Regions from separate parts of the Homo sapiens genome. Here region 1 is linked to region 2. Evidence: chromatin loops called from intact Hi-C (ENCODE). Cell type or tissue: gastrocnemius medialis. All regions are shown on one strand. Each heading gives the region's core, and the rest is flanking DNA. Links, peaks and the distances in the headings are about the cores only.

Region 1 (2,923 bases), core at 133-2,632, 1.8 Mb before region 2:
AGTGGTAATGATTAACTATGAAAGAGGGTTTTTTGGGGATTTGCAAATCCAGATAATGGGGAGTGTGTGTGTGTGTGTGTGTGTGTGTGTGTGAGATTTAGTTTTCGTTTGGCTTGAGGTAAGGAGTTTAACATCCTGAGGTACTCTGAATTGCTGTGAATTTTTTTTTTACTTCTCAGCAAATTTAGACATGTCCTGTGCATGCCTATTGCGAGAAATGCCTTAAAATGCAGAAGTGTCTCCAGTGAAGACTGCTACTCAGGAAAAATTCCCCAAGATATTTTCTACTTCTAGTTCTTCTGCTCCATATACCAGAAAGAATGGGAAGAGGCAAGGTGTCCGCATACCTGTATGGAGAATAGGCTTTGAGGTTTTAGATTCTTGGATGTACATATAGGTGCTTATTTTAAAATGTCAGCAATATATTTTAAATAATATTACTTCTTTATCTTTTGAATCATCAGCTGTTTATTTGGTTAACAATTTGTTGTTAGCAATAATAATAATTGGTGTCATCTATTGAGTACTAGATACCAAGCAGTATGGTAGTGTTTTGCTTATATTATTTAATTCTGGTCTCAATTCTATAAAACAGGGAAATATGTTATTTTCGTTTTTATAAATGAAGACACTGAAGTATTGAGCAGTTAATAAATCACCTGTTCTGGACTATATAGACAGTAATAGTGGGGCAGGGCTATAACTCAGGTCTATCTGATTTCAAACTTTCTCTCAACCACTACATTGCATTCCCCTCTCACGCAGAGCTGCTCAGGCACCAGATTATTTAAAATAACATTTATAATAAATATGGCCTTACTTGGAGGGCCATTAAAAGATGTTGCTAACAAGTTCATACTTTCACTTTCTCTAGGCTAGTGATTGTTACCTGGAAGACACTCTCTAGATAAAGGAATGGCTTTTAAAACTCTTGCTTCTCTCAAAGAATATATAAAGTATTAAAGGAATAAACATTTTGTTTTCCAGAATAATACATGTGAAAAAATATCTTCAAAGTGAAATAGGCAAATGAATATCAAAGAAGCTTATTTTAGAATGTAATCCTATGAGAGAGAGGGCAGTCTCGAAAGATTAAAAAAGATTCCTTTTATGATTATGAATTTGAAACAGCTGGAATGAATGCAGTCATGAGGATCATTTCTGAAAGTGAGGGATATAGAAAGTTAAAAGACTCATCGCTTGGTACTGAGATCACCTGCTTCGTAACAGACAGAAATAGAAGAGTACAAGTGTTAAGAATTCATTCTGCCTTCCCCGTGCTTTTGTCGCTTTATTTTTAGAGCTCTGCTAGCAGCAGTTGGGAGCAGGATTTGCCCTTACGCGCCTGCTCAGTCAGACTCGCCTTCTCTCTTGCAGTCTGCCTCCCTTGACAGGTGTGAGGGACTTCCTAAGTGTCGCAAGCCAGCCACCTGGCATCAGCCACCCCTGATGTAGCGTGCACCTTCAGACCACTGAGCTCATGAAAGAGGTAATTTTTCTACTGCCTGTTAACATGCGTTAGTTTTTTCTTAAGGCTAAGCCAATCAGAATGAAAGATGTTGGATAGATAGCAGTACAGAAGTGATAAACAATATTTAATAAAAATGGATTAGGTAAACCGCTATGATGGATTGATTCATAAGGAAAGGATGAAAAGGTATATTTTAGGGCCTCCCCTACACAACCTAAGCAGATATTGTAAAAGTCTCAAATCACACAAACATACCTTTTCTTGTAATAAAGTAGAGCATCTTTTTTTCTACTAAAATTCTGCATGTGTGTTTATGTTTCTGAAGAAACTAGAGGAACTATTACTTAGAGGTTTATCTAAAGCATGCTACTCAGGAGAAAAGTAAGTGTAATAGTTTAAGATGCACGGTTTCAAATACATGCACCAAATAATGACATTTTATTCAATGATGGGCCCCATATATGGCAGTGGTCCCATGAGATTATAATACTTTATTTTTCTGTAGCTTTCTATGTTGACATATGTTTAAATATACAGACACTTATCATTATGTTACAGTTGCCTACAGTATTCAGTACCGTAGCGTGTTGTTTGTAGCCTAGGAGCAGTAGGCTATACCATACAACTTAGATGTGTAGTAGGCTATGCTATCTAGGTTTGTATAAGTACACTCTATGATATTTGCACAATGACAAAATCGCCTAACAATGCATATCTCAGAATGTATCCCTATCATTAAGTGTTGCATGACTGTATTTAAAACCCAGAAAACGATAGTGTGCGAAAGAGACCTTAGGCAATGATTTTCTCAGGAACTCTCAGCAATCACATTGTACATTGGAATTACGAGAGGTACAGTGGCTTTATACCACAGATACACATTTGAATCGCCTGGGGAATTTAAAAAAGTTACCAGCGCCTTGGCCCTACCCTAGAGATGAGGATAATTGGCCTGGCATTGGTATTTTTAAGAATTTACCCAGATGATTTTAGTGTGTAGCCAAAGTTGAGAATCACTGAATAGGAGAACCTAACAGTAACTAGTTTCTGCTTTTGCCAATACTTGCATCATGTTGGGTACCACACTTTATTTCTTCATATTTCAGTTTCCTGTATTAAGAGGCTACCAGAAGAAATAGACCTTTAAAAAATTGGGGAACTCTGTAAGGTGCATTCAGAATTATTTACATCCACATATATTTGGCTTGCATGACTTGCAGAAAAAACATTTTAAAATGTACTAACATAATTGAAAAAAAGTCACAAGACTTTCAGTATCTGATAATCTACAAGTAATAGTCACTCAAATGTTGGTTGAATACCTACTATATAGAAGGCACTGGAAAGACTATGGATTTTGGCCTTTTATTTGTTCTCAAGTAATTACAAGCTGGGGAACTTATAGATATAGCCAAAGAAATAATTAATATTTCAAAGCTGTGTGTGCCTCAC
Region 2 (2,923 bases), core at 315-2,814:
TACAGCTTTAGCTTCAGTCTAGTCTTCCCTCCTCCAAGATTAAGACACCCAATCATAAAATTATCCTGCCTCCTGACAACATCTAATTCAGAGCAAATCTCTATTTCCTTCAGTATCACCTCCTCGACCCTCCCCAACCAACCAACCGAAGTCCAAATTCTAGAATAGATTTTTCCTAACATCTTCTTACCGGGTCACTGTCAGTTCCCTATGGTACACTTTCCTCTCTTTTCAATGAGTAATGAACTTGTTTCACTACAGGTGTGTTCCTGTTGGTCTTTGGTTAAAGAAAGGACATTGGCAGTAATAAAGCATCTAAGAAACTTGGCTCCTAACTCCAGTGCTATCAGGAGGCTCTCATGTATATGCTAGCACAATCTCTCAGAATTTTCAAGATGACTAAAGAGAAACTCAAAGAAGAAAAATTAGAAGATGCCACAGTGATAAGAAATAGGAGAGATTATTATGGGTGTGCAAAATGACACGGGACGACGATTTTGAGGTTAGGGCCTCTGTGTCATGTATGGGAGAAAAAAGCAGGCTGAGACAAGAAACATGGCCAGGTCACAACAGGGGGGCAGAGCATCTGCTGAAAGGCCACAAAACACTCAAGAGCTTTATTATAATTTTGTTCAAGGCAGGGCGCAGTGGCTCAGGCCTATAATCCCAGTGGTTTGTGGGGCCCAAGAGGGAGGATTGCTTGAGGCCATGAGTTTGAGACCAGCCTGGGCAACATAGAGAGACTCTGCCTCTACAGAAAGAAACAACCACAAAAATTAGCTGGGCATGGTGGTGTGTACCTGTAGTCCCAGCTTCTTGGGTGGCTGAGTGGGGAAGATTACTTAAAGCCAGGAGTTTGAGATTACAGTGAGCTATGATTGTGCCACTGCACTCCAGCCTGACTGACAGAGAGAGCAGACCCTGTCTCTAAAAAATAAAAAAATCTGGCTGGGTGCCGTGGCTCAGGCCTGTAATCCCAACACTTTGGGAGGCTGAAGCAGGCAGATCACGAGGTCAGGAGATAGAGACCAGCCTGGCTAACACAGTGAAACCAGTCTCTAGTAAAAATCCAAAAAATTAGCCAGGCGTGGTGGCGGGCGCCTGTAGTCCCAGCTACTGGGGAGGCTGAGGCAGGAGAATCGCTTGAACTCAGGAGCCAGAGGTTGCAGTGAGCCGAGATCACGCCACCGCCCTGCAGCCTGGGCGAGACAGAGCAAGACTCCGTCTCAAAAAAGATAAAAGATAAAAAATAAATAAATAAATAAAATTAAAATAACTGTTTAAAATATGTTCAAAAGAAGATAGAGGAAAATTCTGTTTCGCTAAAACTTCACTAAAGGAAAGAAGCCTCAGCGACTACACTGAAGATATTACTATTCTTGTATTTACAAAAGATGACATAAAAATACCATAATATTAGGAAGCTAAATTACCCTCTCAGTAAATGGCTACCAAAATAATTGTGGGTAGATTTTAAATAACTTCCTAGAAGGGACTAAAAATCTTAGGTAGTCTGAGGTGAGACATACAGAGCACAAATATAGATCAGGAAAACTCAAAATAAGAGTAATGATGATGATAATTACAATGACAATATAGTAACAATTTTTAAAAAGGCATTGTGAATACCAAGTTAAACATTTTTTATCATTCTCATGCCAATTTTTGAGAACTACTGTGATAAATCTAGTCTCATTTAATCAGCTGTTAAAAGTGAGCTGTGTGCTTTTGGATAATACTTCTCACTCTTCAGTTTCCAGTATTCACTTGCCAGTCCTTGTTTTCCAAGGAAGGCTTTAAACCTAGATCAGACCCACAGCTTGGCTCACCCCTCACAGCGCATGTCCTTTCCTAATCTTATCTTGTCCTCAACCCTTTGCCTACATAGCAAGCACCTGCTGGGTGATCATACTTGTAACCTGAACCAAATTCTCATCTGGCTCCCTTCACCAACAGATCACAAGCCAAAAGACAGGCAAATACTAACTCAGGCTTTTTGTAACTATTTTTTCTGACTCTAATACTGTATTATGTCTCCTATCAAGCTCTTGTTGTTGAAATCTTCAGATTACGTGTGAAATTATTCTGCTATCATAGTTTGAATCATCAACTTTGTTTTATTTATACATGCTTTTATTCCCCCCAATTACATTGGCAAATATTTTATCAATCAGTAGCCCTTGCAAGAGTAAACTTAAATACATTCCTAAAGTATTCTTAGTTTGGACTTCTGATTGGGAGAAAACGTGAGAATCAACAAAACAAAAACCTGACACCCCGCTTAGGTAGCTCCCAGCAGGTCTAGGAAGGCAGATTCATAAACAGACAATTCTAATAGGCCGTGACATCTACACTCAGGTAGGAAGAGTGAATGGTGAGGGAGAGAAGGTGTTAAAGGACAGTGGTGGAGGAAGTGGTTCCTTATGCCAGGACTGCATTGTACAGCTCCGGGTACAGAGTGGGAGAGGGTATAGTGGATCACAAGCATTTCCCCAAATACAGATACATAAAGAAACATACAAAATAATAAACATACAACTGGGGAAACATGTTTCAGTAAGGATTCGGTACAGTGTATGAGTTTTGGAAGAACAAGACACCAGAAAAGTGGCCACAAATGACCACAAACGTGAAGCCCTAATGTAACACATACTATACCAAACTTTATATTGTATGTGTGCCTTGATTACCTGGAATTCATTCTCTCGTGGGTTTATCTTGAAAGCAACATAGGACTACTCAAGGATTTTTAGAGAAGGAGCGCATGACAAAATTTGGGTTTAGGAGATGGCCTTGGCATCAGCATGAAGAATGGATTGGAGGGAAGGCCAGAGGACGCCTATCAAAATAATCTAGAAAGGAAATTATGTAGTTGAACTTAAAAACTGGCTATGGGGGTGGGGGTGGGAAATGTGGGAAAGAT

The links. Hi-C counts contacts between places; a loop is a spot of excess contacts. Peaks named below come from ENCODE experiments on the same cell type or tissue, not always from the same donor. Only the 100,000 strongest peaks of a DNase experiment are listed, where the experiment ranks them.
Region 1: a loop joins it to region 2, with 4 times the contacts of the local background. A loop is called at or near these places in 1 of 110 quality-filtered maps.

What each region holds. Positions count from the first base shown.
Region 1 is chr7:82,409,066-82,411,988 of GRCh38, reverse strand. All of the region lies in intron 1 of CACNA2D1 (calcium voltage-gated channel auxiliary subunit alpha2delta 1), which reads left to right. Among named protein-coding and RNA genes, the nearest start is that of CACNA2D1, 33 kb to the left of the region's middle. RefSeq lists an enhancer at 197-1,684. In gastrocnemius medialis, for the core only: no CTCF peak of the experiment used is centred there; a DNase peak (open chromatin) is centred at 1,358; H3K4me3 peaks cover 991 bases; H3K27ac peaks cover 2,500 bases.
Region 2 is chr7:80,608,896-80,611,818 of GRCh38, reverse strand. It overlaps a transcript of CD36 not described here. Among named protein-coding and RNA genes, the nearest start is that of CD36, 28 kb to the left of the region's middle. In gastrocnemius medialis, for the core only: no CTCF peak of the experiment used is centred there; a DNase peak (open chromatin) is centred at 1,868; H3K27ac peaks cover 2,500 bases.